2 separate regions of the Homo sapiens genome follow, and region 2 is linked to region 1. The links are chromatin loops, found by intact Hi-C in ENCODE. Cell type or tissue: ovary. All regions are shown on one strand. Each heading gives the region's core, and the rest is flanking DNA. Links, peaks and the distances in the headings are about the cores only.

The links. Hi-C counts contacts between places; a loop is a spot of excess contacts. Peaks named below come from ENCODE experiments on the same cell type or tissue, not always from the same donor. Only the 100,000 strongest peaks of a DNase experiment are listed, where the experiment ranks them.
Region 2: it touches region 1 in a loop (4-fold over the local background); 104 of 110 quality-filtered maps call a loop at or near these places.

Annotation. Positions count from the first base shown.
Region 1 is chr12:50,066,412-50,075,841 of GRCh38, reverse strand. All of the region lies in intron 3 of ASIC1 (acid sensing ion channel subunit 1), which reads right to left. Among named protein-coding and RNA genes, the nearest start is that of ASIC1, 14 kb to the right of the region's middle. RefSeq lists enhancers at 204-253, 384-483, 504-773. In ovary, for the core only: a CTCF peak has its summit at 5,154 (motif pointing right); a DNase peak (open chromatin) is centred at 5,141.
Region 2 is chr12:49,969,941-49,979,558 of GRCh38, reverse strand. It overlaps AQP6 (aquaporin 6), which reads right to left and starts at 6,612. Exons shown (of 4, transcript NM_001652.4): 1 at 5,984-6,612; 2 at 5,077-5,235; 3 at 4,733-4,813; 4 at 2,420-4,094. The coding sequence starts at 6,385. The coding sequence ends at 3,888. LOC105369764 (a long non-coding RNA gene) reads left to right here and starts at 4,054. Exons shown (of 3, transcript XR_001749143.2): 1 at 4,054-4,261. In ovary, for the core only: no CTCF peak of the experiment used is centred there; DNase peaks (open chromatin) are centred at 3,908, 4,788, 5,198, 6,338 and 2 weaker places.

The DNA.
Region 1 (9,430 bases), core at 1,431-9,430:
CACAGCCTCCTTGAATGTCCCCAAGTTGGGGTGGCTGTGCTTTTACTACTGCTGGATGGTGACAAAGTCCACAAAACAGGTCATAAGGTGAGTCAATACAGCCCAGAGCAGGGGAGAGACAAAAGAGTTTCAGGCCAGACTGGAGCAGCAATGGCAGTAGGTTACTAGGGAATACGGTCTTTGCCCCCTTCCCCCTTCCTAGAACAGCCTCCTCCATTGACCTCCAGAAGAGGAGACATACTGCTCTCCCCACTTTGTGGGTGAGGTCCAGAGATGAGGCAAAGAGAGAACTCCAAGGGCTCCTAGTCCCCAGCCCCATGACCAGGTCTTGCGGCACCCAGCCACAGGCTCCAGGCTGGACATATGCCCATGCCTACACTCCATCCGGAGTTGTATGGGATTAGAGGTGTCTGAGGCCGGCTAGCAGCCCTGTCTTGCGCCGGTTCAGAGGACAGGGCTGCTGTACAGTGGATTGCTGCTGCCACCTGGTGGGCCTGGGTGAGAACTGTCTGCTCTACTCTCGGGCCCAGAGGTAGACACATTCCTATGGCTCCTGGCCTGAGGCCCAGTGGCCCAAACCCCCAGGCCCCTGTATGCCTGCAGTCATCCCATGATGCACGGGTATGATGACACCCCCTGCCCCTACGCTAGGGAGGGGGTGGAGGACTGAGGGATGGGTGTGTGGGGCAGGGAAGGCCTGGCATCTGGGAGCTGGTGGGGCAGGAGAGCAGTCAGGCCAGACAGACCTGGAAGATGAACTTAGGAGAGACAGTGGGGTACCAGGTGGCCCCCCAGCAGGGAAAGCCCTGGACCCCTGGGTGGGGGGCCAAGCAGAAGGACAGTTCCCAGTGAGAGCTTCCCCTAGGAAGAGGGTCCCTGGCCACTTAAAGCTGGGGAGAGGGATATGATTTAGAGACCTGTTATTTACCCTCAGACACACACACACACACACACACACACACACACACACACACACACACAGAGCTGGTGGGGGTGGGGCGTCCATAGGAGGGCACAGGAAGACCAAGTGAAGATGCAATGAAGTCCCTGCTGCAGGAGATGCTGACAAGGGCCATGGTGGGGTGGGGTTGGGGGATATCCCCACCCCTCTACTGTCACCCTTTCACTCCCTTCTCTTGTACCACCAGAGACCAGGCAGCACCCACCCCAGCTTCAGTCCATGGGTGCTAGTCAAAATAGTGAACAACTGGCCAGGCACTGGCGTCCACCAACAGATCAAAGGTTGACCTCACAGATGGAGCAAGGTCCCGGGCCCTGCTGGACCATGAGGAAGTCTTGAGAAGGGCAGGTAAAGCTGGAGGACATGTTGGGAGGCAGCAGCAAAATACCAACTAAGACAGACGTGTTTCAAGATTCTAACAGGAAAAGCAGCACTGGTGTGGACCTGGGAATACCAGCCCAGCTCCAGGCCCCGGACTCCTGGGTGAGCTCTGGCCTGTGTCAGCCAGATGAGGTAGGGGGCAGCACAGTCATCAGCCCCAGCCCCAGCCCCAGCCCCAACCCCAGGAGGTGACAGTCAGGGACAGCCATGGCAGACACTCTTGGGGTACTGTGGCAGGCATGGGGCTCCACTCACCACTGAGAAGTTGTGAGGGCCGCAGGGTCCCCCTTGGTAGGAGCAATAGAGCAGCATGTCCTCCAGCCGGTGGCAGGAGCGATTGTAGAAGCGGTGCAGGTTAAAGGGCTCCCCAGAGAAGGCCTCAGGGCCCGGTGGAGCGAGGGGCACCCCGGGGTCATCACTTTCATCCAGTCCCAGCATGGGGGCCAAATAAAGCAAGTCAGGGTAGCTGAGCTGGGACAGCCGCACAGCATTAGTGTTGCAGAGGGTGACTGCCGGGAAGGCCAGCTCCGTGGTGGCCACTTCGTTTAGAAGGGTCACGTGTGGGTAGCTGAGGTAATAAGCAACGCGGTCCCCTACCTGGCACAGGAAGGCACCCAGTGCCAGGACAAAGGCCACCGCCCACAGCACCTGCCTTGGCCCTGGACCCCCCTCCACAAAAATGTGGTTGGTGCCATGGAGGGTGCAGCTGTTGGCAAAGGCCACCAAGTCCATGGGTGAATGCCCCTCACTGGCCTCCTTCCTCACTGCCTCCTTTTCCTTCTCTTCTTCCTCCTCTTCCGATTCTGAGATGTCCTGCTGCTGCTGATGGTGGTGGGGACCCCAAATATCTCCCAAGGGCCCTGGGGCTTCCTCTCCAGAGGAGAATGACATGGAGCAGAAGATCTGGATGGGCATTTTCTCCAGGGGCTTCCTGGTGCCAGGGATTTGCAGGAGGAAGGGGGAAGGTGCCAGAGGGGAAGGCGATGTGACTCCAGGCAGAGTCCGGCAGAGCCAGCCACCCAGCCCGTCAGCCAGGTATCTCAGCCCAGCTGGCCGTCCTTCCTCACCAGGGCCTCTGTGGCAGTGTGGCTGGGGCGGGGCATGGGAGGAGGACCAGCCTGCCCTGCCAGGGAGGGCGGGTGTCTGGGCTGATGAATAATTGATGGCAGTGGGAAAGGGAGGCTGATGGAGAGCAGGGGGCTGGAGCCCCTTTCCTGTCACCAGCTCCGGCAGCACAGAGAGGGTTTAGGACAGAGTGGAAACCCTGGAAAAGCCTAGGGCTGGGATTCCTGGAACCCACCCCTCCCAGGTGAGACGGGACCTAGCACCATCCTTTGCACCCACTGCCATGATGATCACAGCGACCACAGTCCCTACCCCCCCAGGACACACACAACACACACTCATGCTCTCTGTCATCCTCCAATCTGTTCCTCAGCATATCCCTCAGTGTCCCCATCCCAATTCTGGGTCCTCTCCCTTATTCTCCCTCGTCCAGTTATTCCTCTGGGATACCTGAGCCCCTCCGTGCCCCACCACCAGGTACTCTCTCAGACCTCCAATTCCAGTCCCCGACCCTGTTTCTCTTCCCCTCCCTCCCTGGCCCCAGCTCTATTTCAGGACAGCATTACCAGCCCTCGTCCTACCCACCTATGCTGAGATGTATTTTGGTTCCTTTCCTCTCCCCTACCCCTCCTGTGGCTTGTGGGCCAGCCCAGGTTCCATTAGCAGCAGTCTCTCACTGACCACAGACTCATTTCTGACCAGTTCCCGGCACTAGGGGGAGGGACCCTGTCTCCTGCAGTGGGAAAGCTTCCTGGCAGATCACCACTACCCTTTTTGGCCTGCCCCCCGCCCCCCGAACAGTTTAGTTTGTTCGAGGAATTCTCTGGTGGGTGGAAGAAATTGAGATCAGTGCTGGGGGTGGGGCAGGGGGACCTGGGTCAGGTAGAGAGTATTGGGAACCAACTTGGGGTTCCCACCAAAACCCTCAGCCTTGCAGACTCCCGGCCTCAGTCTCTGAGGCTCCCCTACCGCTAATTTACCATTCCCTGCCCCCAGGCCCCTGGCCCCTCTGTGTGTTCTGATTACTCAGGGCCACTGGTTGAGGAACTTGAGCCATCAGCCAAGTCTCCAGGGCCAAGAAGGTGACCCGAGGGGAGGAGGGGAAGCGGGGGAGGGAGGTATAGCAGATTAATGCTTTCTCTGCAGGGCCAGAGGAGGAGCAGTGGGGCTAGACCGGGGCTAGGTGGGTCTGCTTGGGCCTCCCCATTCCTTAAGCATCCCCTAGCCCCAGGCCATGTTCCCCTTCCTCCTCCTCTCTTCTCCCTCCCTGCTCCCACCATCTTCCCTTCTCCATTTGCAGAGACCCTAGAGTGTGTTGGGGATGTGAGGCAGGGTGTCAGGTTCTAGCAGAACTGAGTGATGTGGAACCTTTGGCCTCAGCTTTGCTGCCAGGGACAAAGAGGCCTCAGAAGCAGAGTCTTGAGCTCTAGCCCCTCTCCATCCTTCTGCCACTGCCCTCAGACTGGCCTAAACAACAGCCACTGTCCTCCTCTTTCTGCCACTGCCCTCCTCTTTTGCCTAAACAACAGCCTCTCAACTGGTCTCCCTGCCTCCCTGCAGTTTCTCCCCACCTTTAGTTCGAGTTGTGTGACTCTGACCATTCTTCTGCTTAAAGACCTTCTCTAGCCAGGTATGGTGGCACGCACCTGTAGTTCCAGCTGCTTGGGAGGTTGAGGCAGAAGAATCGCTTGAACCCGGGAGGCGGAGGTTGCAGTGAGCCGAGATCGCACCACTGCACTCCAGCCTGGGCGACAGAACAAGGCTCCATCTCAAAAAAGTAAAGACCTTCTCTCACTCCCCACTGCCTCCTGGCAAAATTTAGTCCTCTCTTGTAGCCCCACAAAGCTGAAAGCAGCCAGGCGTGGTGGCTCACGCCTGTAATCCCAGCACTTTGGGAGGTCGAGGTGGACAGATCAAGAGGTCAGGAGATCGAGACCATCCTGGCTAACACAGTGAAACCCTGTCTCTACTAAAAATACAAAAAAAAAAAACCAAAAAAATTTAGCCAGGTGTGCTGGCAGGCGCCTGTGGTCCCAGCTACTCGGGAGGCTGAGGCAGGAGAATGGTGTGAACCCAGGAGGTGGAGCTTGCAGTGAGCCGAGACTGAGCCACTGCACTCCAGCCTGGGGGACAGAGCAAGACTCCGTCTCAAAAAAAAAAAAAAAAAAGCTGAAAGCAATGTACCCTCCACCTCAGGCCAGCATCCAGCCACCACCACCTGTCCCCAGACACACGAGGCTCATCCACAGTCCTGTGCCTTCCCTGGACTCCATCTGGAGAATTCCTACTCATTTTTCAAGATCCTACTCACATGTTACCTCCTCCAAGAATCCTCCCGACTCCACAGGGTGCTGTTAGTGCCCACCCAGGGAATAGACTAAAGGGTCCAGTTCTGCTCAAGGCCCTACAGCTATGAGTAATGACCGAGAGCAAAAGAGCAGGACCAAGAGACCATGTGCAGGAACAGGAAGCAAGGAAGGCCAGGAACACCCAGGGCAACCAGAGATAAGTCATTGCAGAGATGAGGAGAGACTCCCCCACCTTCAGCTGCTGTCCTCAGGCTTCTCCTGCATGAACCTGTGTGTCCTGTCCTGTGTGTATCTTTTTCCTGCCTGCCAGATCTTGAGCTCTCAGAGGGCAGGGGCCTCCTCCTTTGCATTCCCCAGGAAGTGCTTCAGAGAGGACTTCCAGACTTGGGTGGAGTGGGGCTGAGGCTTGGGCTGAGGAAGCTGCAGCTGCCCATGCGTTCCCACTAGAGGGCACTGTCCCCCTCCTTCAGATGTTTTGGAAGGGGAAGTAGATTGATTTCCAGAAGGAAGCAGCTAAGGCAGCGGGAGCTTCCAGCTTGGGAGCCCCAGCAAAGACAAGGGTGTGCACGCACAGACAGTGCCAAAGGACAGTAAGTTGGGTGCAACTGAATACCTCTTCCCCCACAGCAACCAAGACCACACTGCACACTTGCACATTACCACACAGACACGCAGCCCTGGTGTGGGGCGACACACACACCCCAACACACACACACACGCCCCAACACACACACACCCCAACACGCACACACCCCAACACACACACACACCCAACTGCATGTCCTCTCTCCTCCATCGCCTGTATGCTTGTTCAAACAAATGCTTATTCTTCTAACATTCTTTCCCATCTTCATCTTGTTCAAGTAATTGGGGGATGAGGAAAGTGTCAAAGGGCATACACAGAGGGCCCCTGGAGAGGTGCCCAAGCAGACACACACACAGAGCTGCACTCAGTCCTGAACCCTCTGTCCAAGCATACAGCGCCCCCCACCCAGACCTTCTCTTTAGCAGTGTGTGCTGAGTGGTTTCTGACTTTTTCTATATCCCTTTCTTCATTCCAGCCACCCCTCATGTCTGTGTAATGCTTCATGGTTTTCAATTGTTATCTCATGGGATCCTCACACAACCCAGTGAAATAAGCAGGTTTGAGTAACTTCATTCCCATCTGACAAGTGAGAAAACTGAGCCACACCAGCCTATTCAAGTCTTAGGGAGAGCAAGAAGTGGGCTGGAGGCTGGAATGAGGTCATCTGTCTCCAAATCCCTTGCTTCTTCATTCTTGCATTTACTCATTGACACAGTGGAGAACACATCATGGACCTGCCCTCATGGAGCTTACTGTCGAACAGGGAAGACAGACCTCAATTCAAAAATGAAAAAAACAAATATCTAATTGCAAACCATAAGTGCTATGAAAAAAAAAAATGACTCTATCAGAGTGAATGACAGAGGGACTTGCCCCAGACTGGGGAATTAAGGAAGCTTTCTCTGAGGAAATGATGTTTGAATTACAGTCTAAAGAATAAAGAGGAGGCTGGGCGCGGTGGCTTATGCCTGTAATCCCAGCACTTTGGGAGGCTGAAATGGGCGGATCACTTGAGGCCAGGAGTTCAAGACCAGCCTGGCCACCATGGTGAAACCCCTTATCTACTAAAAATACAAAAATTAGCCAGGCATGGTGACACATGACTGTAATCTCAGCTACTTGGGAGGCTGAGGCATGAGACTTGCTTGAACCAAGGATGTGGAAGTTGCAGTGAGCTAAGATTGCACCACTGCACTCCAGCCCAGGCAATAGAACGAGATTCTGTCTCAAAAAAATAAATTAAATAATAAATAAATAAATAAATAAATAAATAAATAAATAAAATAAAAAATAAATAAAGAGGAGTAATTAGGTAATGGTGTGTGTGTGTATATATTTGTGTGTGTGCACGTGCGCACTAGCGCTTACCGCTGTGGAGGAGGGAGGATATTCCAGAGAGAGAACTGAGTGTATGCAAAGGCCTGGAAGGAGAGAGATGAGAAGGGGCAAGTGTGGCTGGAGAGGTGGGTAAAGGCAGGGAGGACCCAGGTCACTCAGGGCCTTAAAGGCCACGGTGAGGATTCTGGCTGAGGGACAATGAAAGACTCCCCATGGAAGGCGTTCAAGTGATCAGAGCTTTGATTTGAAAAGACCACTCTGGCTGCAGAGTGAAGGATATAGAAGGGCTGCTGGAAGGCCTGTCGAGGAGCCATTGCCGTGGCCCAAAGAGACATGCAGTGGTGGGATGGGCCGGAACAGGGGGTAGAGTGGAGATGTTTATGAGGCAAAATTGGCAGATCCTGTCAAGGCAGGTGAGGGAGATGGAGTGTCAGGGATGATTTCTGGTTTGCATGACGGGGTGAACAGTGGGTGGCTCACTAGATCAGGCACACAGGTAAAGAACTAGTTTGGGAGGTAAGATGATGACTTTGGTTTTGCACATGCAGGTTTTGAGGAGTCTTAGGGACATCCAAGTAGAGACGTTAAGTGGGAAAATTGGCGACTGGAGCTGATGCTAAGAGGAGAGAGCTGGGCTGAGACATAAATTTGGCAGTTGTCAGTGTGTAGATGGTAATTGAAGTGATGAGTGAAGATGAGACTGCCCAAGAATAGAATATAAAGTTTAAAAAAAAGATAGAAAAAAAGGTCTGATTTGGCAGTATCCACTAAAGCTAAACAGAATCATACCCTATGACTTAACCATAGCTCCATAGCTAGTCATGTGCCCAGGAGAAATGAGTGCATATATCAACCAAAAAACATGAACAAAAATGTTCATAGTAGCTTTATAGATAAGAGCCAAAAACTAGTAACAACCCAAATGTCTAGCATCAGTAGAATGGATCAATTGTGGCATATTCATATAATGAGATACTATACAGCATCAAAAAAGAACTAACCACTTCCACACACAACAACATGGCTAAATCTCACAGACGTAATCACAAGCAAAACAAAACAAAACAAACAGACACAAAAGAGTATACACTGTATGGAGGATACATATACTCCAAGAAGTTCAAGAATGAGGGAAATTGATCTATACTGTTAGAACAGTGGTTAACTCTTATGGGGTAGCATTGACTAGGAAACAGCCTGAAGGAACTTTCTGGGGTACTGGAAATGTTTTATACCAATGCAATATGCAAAATACTACACTGTAAGACATACCAGTGTAAAAATTTTTCAAGCTGGTGCATTGTACTCTTATGATTTAAAAGAAGATTAAAGCTTGAGACTGAGCCTTGAGTAGTGATGACACTAAATGGCCAAGTAGAAGAAAATGAACTGGCAAAGAGACAGAGGAGTGGGTAGACATAGGAGGAAAACAAAGAGAGTATGATTGTCAGGAAAGCGAATAGTTCAAAAAAGAGGTGGTGGGGTCCGGGCGCAGTGGCTCACGCCTGTAATCCCAGCACTCCGGGAGGCCGAGACAGGCGGATCACCTGAGGTCGGGAGCTCAAGACCAGCCTGACCAACATGGAGAAAACCCGTCTCTACGAAAAATACAACAACAACAAAAAAATAGCCGCGCATGGTGGCACGCATCTGTAATCCAGCTACTCAGGAGGCTGAGGCAGGAGAATTGCTTGAACCCAGGAGGCGGAGGTTGCAGTGAGCTGAGATGGTGCCACTGCACTCCAGCCTGAGCAACAAGAGCAAAACTCCGTCTCAAAAAAAAAAAAAAAACAACAGCAGAAGAGTTGGTGGGCAACTATTTTAAATGCTATTGAGAGATCAAGAATAATAAAAAAAATATTTGCTGGATTCGGCAACATGAAGGTGACCACTGGCCTTAGCTAGAACCATTTAGGAGGAATGGTGATGATGGGGGAAGAAGGCAGCCTGGAGTGGATCAGAAAGTGAGTTAGAGATGAGGAAATAGAAACAGTGAAATAAACATATCACTTTTAGGAACTTTGTAAAGGGAAGCAGAGAGATACTATAGGAGCTGGCAGGTGCTGTGGAGTTGAGAGACACATGTTTTAGTTTTTATCTTAGCACAAAGACCGATACATAGCAAGTTCTCAATATATGTTAGCTGTCGTTACAGCTATGTATTTTAAGACAAGAGCATCTTCAGCATGTTTCATTGTCAATGGGGTTTCACTTGAGAAAGAGCGACCAACTGTAGAGCAGGGAGAGACAGAATTAGCAGGAGAAAGATCTTAAAAAGGCAGAGGGAATAAGATGAAAATTCTAGGTTGAGACTTTATCCTAGATAAGATGAATGTTCCCTTCTAGGGCTTGGTACCCAGAAGAAGGACAAGATCTTGTCTGAGGCTTCTATTTTCTCAGTGAAGTAAGTGGTAGCCAAGGTCATCCGCTGAGGGTGAGAGAGGAGCTAGGAAGGGTGACTGAGAAGAGTGGAGAAGTTCGAAGTAGTCATCAGAGAGAGCAAGCTGACCAGGAAAACACAGTGGGGTTGCCAGGCAGCACTGCACGCCCATTTAAGGATGTTGAGCATGAACGCAATGTGATACTAAGCTGCCCTGGTATGTGACTTCCTCAGGGAGGTCCTGACTGCCCTGGTGTGACCCTGGGGAAAGCCAGTGGTGGGTTCACCTAAGATTGGCACTTGGCCTGATGATGCAATGAAAAGACAAAAGCATCAAAAAACTAGGCCTACTCAACTTGGGAACGGGATTCCTAGGGTCTCTTCTCTATACCCTTTCTTGCCCTTCCTGC
Region 2 (9,618 bases), core at 1,619-9,618, 96 kb after region 1:
GGAGGTAGTAGATCGAAGATGAAAAGTGGGGGTGGGAAGCGGAGAGGGGCTTCCTGCCAGCCAATCGGGACGCGACCGCCCAGGCTCCCAGCACAGCATCATCTGCTCCTGCTAAGACAATCATCAACATAAAAGGCTAATTGTATTAATCACCAAGGCACCCGGCCCGAGTCCCCCTCCCTTTGGGGAGAATTATGAATTGCAATTGCAGATGGCTCCACTGATTGAAGGCAGTGCTCAGCAGGGAGAAGGGTCAGATCAGATTATACACCATTAATTAAAAACTTCCCTGACAAACAGGAGGAAGGGAATGCACACCAAGGGCTGGCCTGGTTGGGTCTCTGTCCTCCCCATGTCCCCTGCCCCCACCCAGGCCCAGGGGCTATGCCAATGAAGCCTGCTTCCCCCAGCTGGAGCTACTGAGATTCAGCTCTCCAAAGGCCAGCCCTTCCCTCATCCAAACAGATGGCCTGCTGTCCTATTAAAGGGCTCCAGAGGAGGGGAAGCGAACCTTTGGTTACTTATTTCCACGTCTAACCTTGGATGCTCTTCAGAGGCTAACCTAATTCCCCACTTCTCAGGAAACTTATTTCCTCCTGCTCTGTCCTGACAGAACTGCTTTGAAGAACTGTTAGTGAAAATAGCCCCTCAGCTTTCTCTTCAGGCAACCCCTCATATTTTGGCCTGTATGTTCCTGGGACAGACATTGTGAAGCCTGCTCTGAAATTGTGGGTGGAACAGCAAATATCTGGCGATGCACCCTCTCCCCAGCCCCTGCCTGGAAGCATAGGCTTCTCAGCTGCTGTCATACTGGCTTATTTGGAGCTGTAACTCCTGAAATTTTCTCCTCTTGATCTATTACTGCCTCCCATCCTCCCCAACTGCCCAGCCTTATTCATTCATCAAACTTATATTGAGCACCCAGTGTGTGCTTGGCTCTGGGGACAAAAAGCAGTGATCATTTGTCAAGGAGCTTAAGAGCCTACCATAGGAGCTCCACGCCCCCATCCCCTTCAATCCTCTAGTTCCTGTTTCCTTCCTTCCTGGGGCTGCAGCTTGTATGAACCCCCCAGGAGCTCTATTTTGGAAAATTCTCAACTGGGAGCTGGGGAGACCTTAAGTGTTCGTGCTCCTGAACCAGGTGACCTTGAGCAAGTCAATCATGTCCTCTGTTTACACATACGCTCTCATACATGCATACATACAGACACCCAGCTCTCCCTGCTCATAAAAGGACACAGGCAGCCTTGGACTCTGAGAGATTGTGAAGATGGATGAGTGGGGCCCAGCTTGGAGAGATGTGAGTAGTATCTGCGCTGATATTACAGAACGCTGAGCACAGCTACTGGGGCTATGAGCACCAGGGATTCAGCTACTGCACTGGTCACAGGCTGGGCCTGCCACACTGCCCTTGGAAGACTTGGGCAGCCTTTCCCCCATCCCCAGTCCCTCAGGAGACATCACTAAAAAGGATCTATCTTTTGTTTGTATTTTAATTTAATTAATTTTTCATTTTAAATAATAGAGATGAAGTTTCACTATGCTGCCCAGGATGGTCTCAAACTCCTGGCCTCAAGCAATCCTCCTGCTTGGGCCACCCAACATGTTGGTGATTACAGGTTTGAGCCGTCATGCCTGGCTAAGTTTTTAATTTTTTGTAGAGGCAGGGTTTTGCCATGTTGTCCAGGCTGGTCTCGAACTCCTGGCCTCAAGCGATCCTCCCACTTTGGCCTCCCAAAGTGTTAGGATTACAGGTGGGAGCCACTGCACCAGGCCAGGACCCATCTTTTGTTTTGTTTTTTTTGTTTTTTTTTTTGAGACAGAGTCTTGCTCTGTCACCAGGCTGGAGTGCAGTGGCGTGATCTTGGCTCACTGAAACCTCTACCTTCCGGGTTCAAGTGATTCCCCTGCCTCAGCCTCCCAAGTAGCTGGGACTACAATCACGCGCCACCACGCCCGGCTAATTTTTTATATTTTAGTAGGGACAGGGTTTCACCATGTTGGCCAGGATGGTCTCGATCTCCTGACCTCGTGATCTGCCCGCCTCAGCCTCCCAAAGTGCTGGGATTACAGGCGTGAGCCACCGTGCCTGGCCGCCAGGACCCATCTTTTATATGAATTTGGCTGCTGCATCTTAGGGTACCATGGTGATGGGCGTCATAGAGATGAGAAGAACTGATTTTATTGGTTCGCCTCTTCATTCCAGGGCCCTCCCACAGCCCCTCACACCCACAAAGCCTCAAGGTCAGCAGACCCAGGAGAAGAGCACACAGGGTCCCTGGTTAAGTAGATCCAATGATGTGAGAGAAAACCCAGTCTCTCTTCCCTCCCTCTCAATCATCTTTCTCTCTCTCTTTTCCCCTCCTCCCTCTCATTACCAACAGCAATTGTCTTCATACCCAATAATTACAGTAACAGCAACAATAATCATCATTTATTGGGGTTGTTTTTCTAGCATTTTAACTTCTGAAAGTATTTTCCGATTTCTTGATTTCACAGCAGTCCCTGGAGGAGGATTGTGTGTCCATTTTACAGCTGGAGAAGCCGAGATCCAGAAAGGACCCCCAAGTTGTGGGCAGAATAAATCTACAGCAGCTTTTAACTATTAAACCAACTTAGATTTTGGTAGTCTTTCAGAGGCACTGAATCTCAAATCTTAGTTTCCTGGGTCCCTCCTGGGTTCCTACCACCCTTAGGGCTTATTCAACAGCTTTCTGGGGATCCTGTAATGCTGACAGAGAGCCTGGAGACGGCTTCTTTGACCCAGGTCATGAGTCAATGGCTAGATGGGCACTTCCCCTCTGAGGATTGTTCCTGCCTGAGAGTGGGCTGTGGGGTGGGAGCTGGGGCAAGCACCTGGGAGGAGGCTTCCCTGGGAAAGGCCTGTCTGGCTCAAACCTCCCTTCCTCTATCCCACCTCTCTACGAGCCTGAGAAAATGTTCTTCTCTGTGTCAGTTCTTCTCAAGGGTGGGGGCCTCTCCAGAGCATTTGGAGGATTGAGGAATAAAGACCTATTGGGAGAGGCCGGGCACGGTGGCTCACGCCTGTAATCCCAGCACTTTGGGAGGCCGAGGTGGGCAGATCGCCTCAGGTCAGGAGTTTGAGACCACCCTGACCAATATGATGAAACCCCATCTCTACTAAAAATACAAAAAATTAGCTGGGCGTGGTGGCAGGCGCCTGTAATCCCAGCTACTTGGGAGGCTGAGGCAGGAGAATCCCTTGAACCCAGGAGGTAGAGGTTGCAGTGAGCCGAGATCATGCCACTGCACTCCAGCCTGGGTAACAGATCAAGATTCTGTCTCAAAACAAACAAAGATCTATTGGTAGAGCAGTCTCTGTCCTCAGGAAGCCCCCAGTCTGAAGGAGGAAATATAGCCCCCAAAACCACACCCAAGGTCAGAGAAACACCCCCAGGAGCTCAGAGGCTGTCCCAGGGCCTGATTCCTCCAGAAAGCCTGTCCTCTCTGGACCAAGGGTTTCCTGGGTGGGTAAGAAGCTGGGGCTCCCTGAGGTCCCTATAGCTCCCATGTCTAAGCAGAGTGGCTGTCTGGGCTCCCATTCCTTTCTCCCCCAAGACTTGGGCATCTGGGGTCAGGACTCCTACGGGGTCCAGTGGGTGAGAGGATGGGAGGGCGATCCTAAATCCCCTGCCTTCCTCTGCTCTGTCCCACCGAGAGGTGGGGAAGCCCTACAGAGAGGGAATGGGACAAATTCACTCCCAGATTCTACCTAGAAACGTAATGCCAGGGATAGGGCTTGTCCCCTCCAGCCCACCTGGTCAGGACAAAAGGTCAAGCCTCCCCCTCCCGCCACCCCCAGGGAGAACCTCCAGGCAGGTCCTGCAAGGCAGGAAGCCCAAGGGCGCGGCCAGGCGTAGGCTGTTTCACACACTCTCCATCTCCACGGCTCCCGAACCCGGCTGGGATTCCTTCTTCAGGGGCTCCGCCCCTGCCCCTGCCCCTGTCCCCACCTCTACGGTGCCTGTGAGGATAGCCAGCCGCTGCGCCAGGGTCTTGGTGTCGGGGAACAGGACGAAGTTGTAGATCAGTGAGGCCAGGAGGGCTCCCATCAGGGGCCCCACCCAGAAGACCTGAGGAGAAGGATGTCGTCACCCCACCCAGGAGCTATCAGGACCACAGGGTGGCTCTGGGACCGCTGCCTGCTTCCCCAGTGCCGACTTGATCTCCCAGGTCTCCCTCAACTGTCTGTAAGGTGCTAAATTTGAGAACCACGAGTCGTGTTTCCCAAGCCCACAAGGTAAGGGGACCTTGCCCCTTGCTCTCCCTGCCCTCCCTGGGGCTGAGCCCAGGCTCTGCAGCCGTGGCTGGGGCCTGGGGCCAGTCTCCTCACCCGCCCCCGCCTCTTTCCTCTCACTTCCCCCGTTTTAGCCAGGAGTCCTGGCTATTGCTGTTTCTGTCTCTGCTGGTGTGTGTGTCTATTTCTGTTTGTCTTTTTCTTTATCCAAGTTTGAAAATTGGTCCAGCTGGAGAAAGTGAATAAGGAAACAGCCAGGACTTAAAAGTCTGGGCCAAGGCTGCAGCTCCTGCCCTGGCCCATTTCTTGCCAGTCCACTGGGTATCCTGGGCAACTGAAGCCGAAAAGAAAGGAAGTCTCAGCCAAGACATTCACCCTGGCCTTCTGAGCTTAGGGAAGCTGCAAGTGAAACCCACCGTCTACAGGCAACTCAGGCTCCCTTCCCTCCCCAGGGCTGCCAGCAGAGGGGCTCACCCAGTGGACTGTGAACTTCCCAATGATGATGGCAGGGCCGAAGGAGCGGGCTGGATTCATGGAGCAGCCAGTGAAGTGGATCTGGGGAGCAAGTGCAGGGTCAGGGTGGGAGAAGGTTTAAGGCAGGCCTGAGAGGGGACCATTTCTCAGTCCTGGCTCAGAGCCTTAGCCCCAGCCACGGCCTCTGTAGTGCCATATCCTGGGCCTAGAGTGCAGGGGGTACCACTTTGGCTCCAAGGCACGAGGGGCTCAGGGAGGGACACTGCCTGGCCTTCAGGGCTCCACAGTTTCCCCGGGGACGGACCCGGTGTGTGCATGTGCACGGTGTCCCCTCTGTTCCTTACCCCAATGAGGTGGCCCAGTGCCACAGAGATCCCAATCATGGTGGCCGGGGAGCCTGATGTCTGACGGCTGTCGGTGGAAGCGAAGACACAGAGCACCAGCTGCAGGGTCAGAAGCAGCTCCACTGCCACCGCCTGGCCAGTTGAGACACTGTTCCGGACCTGGACAGAGGGAGTTACTCTGGACCAGACGCGGGCTCTGCCCACGGACAGACAGAGAAACCCCTGCCACTGGGCCTGGTCTCCTCAGCTGGAGGGGGGTGACACCTCACTGCCGCCCAGCTTCAGGACTTCGGGAGGCCTGTGCAGAGGGGTCCATATCTGCTCTGGACCCTTGCTCCCTGCAGAAGTGAGTGGTGCTCCTCCCACCCCACCAGTGGGTTGGTTGGGGCCAGTGGTTCAGGAGGCTTGCTTGAGAGGAGACTGGCAGCAGGTGTGGAAGGAGGAGATTTGGGGGAAGAAGGTGGAACACAGATGGTTACGAAATGGAGAAGGGGCGAGTGAGGCAGGCCTCGAGGTGGAGGGAAGAACTTGGGAACAGTCGGAGAGCAGAGGACGTGGGTGGAGCCTGGGAGAAAAATGAAGTCCCCGTGGGGTCCCCTTCTCTACCCACAGGCCCCGCACTCCCTTGGCCGCATCTACCCTTAAACGCCTGGTCCTTCTATTCCTTCTCCTTTATGTGGCCTCTTCCTTCTCCACCTGTTCTTCGCGCCACTATCCCATTTCTATTCTGCCTAGACTGAGGTCAAAGTCTCAGTCCTCTGGGTCCTGGGGCCCAGCCCGGGAGGATGTGGAGCCTGCAGCTGACTTGTTTCCTCCTTTGCTCCCTCGCCTCCGTCCTGGCCTCCACCTTCACCACTTGTGCGCATTCCCGCCTCCTGGCCCTCCAGGTGCCCCTCCCTGCACCTACCACGTTGATCCCAAGGGTCTCTCGGATGTCTCCCGGCATGACCCCATAAAGCAGAGCAGCCCCCACCGTGGCCCCCACCAGCTGGGCAGCCACATAGGCCACAGCACGGGGCAGAGAGATGTGGGAGCCTACGAGGAAGGCCAGCGTCACGGCGGGGTTGGCGTGGGCCCCGCTGGCCTTCCAGGTGACCTGCACAGCCATGGCGGTGACCAGGTTGAAGGTGATGGCAATCTGTAGCACGGAGGGAAGTGCTGTGGGCCAGCGCATGACTGAGCCCACGCCAAAGAACACATACAGCCCCGTGGCCAGGAACTCTGCAAACAGCGCCCTGCTGATGGCTTTCCAAAGCCTGCACGCCAACATGCTGGCCCAGCCACGTCCCCCTGGCTCCACTGCATCCATGTCCTGGTGCCTTGGCCGTTCCTTGCCTTGCTCTGGGGCCTCTTCTCTGTTCCTCTGGTCTCTGATCTCCTGTCTCTTCTGGTGTCCTGTCTCTGGCTGACCCTGGCTTTTGCTCTCTGTGGAGGCTTCTCTGGCCCCCACCTGCAGCTCCTCCACCACGCTCCTGTCCCCAGGACTGTGCTGGTCAGACTGGCAGGGCGCAGGCGGATGGGCTTATGCATGTGTATGGGGGTGGAATGAGGGGTGTTGCTCATATGCCTGCTCCAGCCTGAGCTGACCTGATGGGGTGGGATGTGGGGGCTGTCTCTGGGCACTGAGCTGGAACCTCCTACGATGATTTCCAGGGCGGGTTGGGCCTGACTCGTGTTGTAGACAGTCCAAGGTCTAGCCTGAGGGTCGCAGGTGCAGGGCAGCGGGGCTCATGGGATTTCAGACTGTTCATGTTCCAATGTCAGCTTAGATACAGCAAGATCACTCAGATCCCCGGCCTGCTTCAGGGGGTCCTGTGCATTCCCAGGTCCTGTTCGTCTGGCCCCCTCCATATCTAGGCTTTGCTTCCAAATGGGCTGACACCACACCGTGCCCGTAAACCCAGAAAGTAAGTTCCCTCCTCCACTCCCACCTATACCCGCACTCACAGAATGCAGATGTGAATACAGTCGACTTTACCAAGGACGCTGTGGACACTGTGGCCTGTGGGGTTGCAGAGGGGCGGGTGGAGAAGGGGTTTATTCCACAGCGACTCAAACCGCGTCAGATCACACAAGGCCATGGGCACCTCTGCTGTCCACCAGGGGAAATTTCCACTGGCCCTTCACTCACTTCCTCCTGCCTCCCTGCCCTCCCCCGCGCTCCCCTCCCTTCTTGGCTCCTCCGTCTCTGCTCTCCTCCTCTCAGGGGCCAAACAGATTTCACTCCTTTCTCACACAAGGCAGCTTAACCATTTTTTGTGGCTGCACTGGCCCTATGGTCACCCATGCCCTAGGCTTTCCCTGGCCCTATGGTCACCCATGCCCTAGGCTTTCCCCTTTTAACCCTAGCAGATAGCAAGGTATCTTCTCAAACAAAAGTGTTCCTCCCTAAGAAGAGTCTGCCAAGCTATTGAAATAACAGTCTTCCCCTCTTCACCGTAGCTGGGTGTCCTGACCTCATCCCTGGCATATCTACCTGCCTACAGATGTCCCCTGGTTGTTCTCAGGCTCCTCAAACGCAATCTGTCTCCAGATGTGATCCTCCTGTCTCCTGGTACCCCCCCCAACCCCCATGTTCTCCTCTTGTTTTCTGCAGCTCAGCTGGTGGCATCTGGGAAGCATCCTTGACCCTTTTCTCCCTCCTTCCCCCATCCAGGAAAAGCATCAAGTCCTGCTGATTTTCAATCCTAAATATCTCCTGACTGTGCCCTCTTTTTGCCACCCCTGCCGCCCTGCAGCCTTTCACCAGTCTCTCTGTCTGCTCCCTTGCTCCGTTTCAATCAATTTTCCATACTGCAGCCCAAGTGCTAAAATGCAAATCTGATCATGCTGCTCCCCTGCTAAAATCCCTTCCAAGCCTCCCATCCCTCTGGAAGCTCTGTGCCTGCCTTCAGGGACCCTGCAGCTCTCCCTCACCTCTCCCCACTCTGTTACCCTCTGGTTTCACCAAATGCACACTCTTGCTGGCCTCTCCTTGGAAAAAGCTCTCTCCTCTTCTTGGAGATCCCTTGCACTCCCTTTGCTTGGGTAACTCCCATTCCAAAGGCTCAGCTTTGACGTCGCTTGCTCCTTTCCTGGGTGGGGACCCTTCTGCGTGCTCCCACCACACCTGGGCATTCTCCTACACTGCAGTCACCACAGGGTGTTGTCATGGTGTGAATGTGTCTCCCCAGTGAGGCAAGGCGGGGAGGCCTTTGGGGGGCGGGAACCAAGTTTTGTTCACCCCTGCATGTAGTGTCTTGCACAGAGATTGGCACAGTAACTGCCCAATAAATATTTGTTGAATGAATGAATAAAAACTTCTTGACTTCCCGGGGCAGATGACTATGTCTGCTGCATTTCAGCCTCATACTCATACCTTCCCCCAACTGGGACTGAGCCCTCTGATATCTTCAAGAGAAACATCTTAACTCTGGACTACAGGCTCTGTTCCTCCCCAGTCCCTGTCTGAGTCCCAGTAACATCCCTCACCCATTTCCTTCTGTTCTCCCTGCTGTCTCGACTTCACCATGTCCTCTCCAGGGAACTCCTGGGCATCTCACCCTGAGCAGGCTCTTGCCAGCGCTCCGTGGTCCTGGCTCCCTGTCCTCTCCACCCCGTCCCTGCTGCGTGTCTCTGTTCTCATCCTCTTCCACGCCTTTCTGCCCCCCATCTGCGCTGCTGAGCACTGCTGGAGAAACTCACCCAGTCGTGCAGACTGCTACCATGACAAGTTCATGGTCTCTGGCCCCAGTAGGGATCGCAGCTCTGCTCAGCAATCCTTCCACAGCTCTCCCCTCATTCTTTAAACCTCCCCCACTCTCTTCAAGTATTCGACTCACTCTGGCTTTCTCTCAGCAGAGCACCCACCCTTGCCTCCCACCCTACCTAGAAAGCCAAGCTACCAGGCAAGACTTCTTCCCATCCTCCCTCCCAGCCAAACTCACCTGCAGCTGCCCTGTGGCCTTGAAGTAGGGGCAGCCCTTCTCCAGTGTACAAGTCGGGGTCGGGGGACCCTCCTTGGACTTCTGGCTCCCTTTGAGTGACTGGGACCCTCTCTTGGCCTTTCCCAGTCTCACCTGTGGCTTTCAGGCTTCCCCTTCTCTTGACTTCTTCCCTATAAACGTGCCTGCGTAGTCGCGGAGCAGTGAAAGATCATGATTTGGAGTCAAGGTTCCAGCCACCTATCCACTGCACAACAGCCCCCAGCCCCCGGCTACCGAAACCGCTCTGGCAAAGGCCAGCATGATTTCCTCTCCAGCCCACTGTGGCACATGGGCTGCCGGCCATCTTCCTGACGCCTCTTTTTCCCTGCCTTTGAGGCACATCTCCTGGCTGTCCTCCCATCTCTGTGAGGGCAACTCTGCCACGTGGCCTCCATGGCTGGCTCCTCTTCTGCTGATCCTTAAGCCCAGGACTTGTCTACTCCTGGCCCATGGCCCCTCACTCCTGATGAGTGTGCCTGGGCAGCCCTGTTCCCACCTGTGACTTCCACACCCTGCAGATACTGTCGACTCTCAACACTGTCTCTGGCCCAGATCTTTCTCCTAAACTCCAGACCCA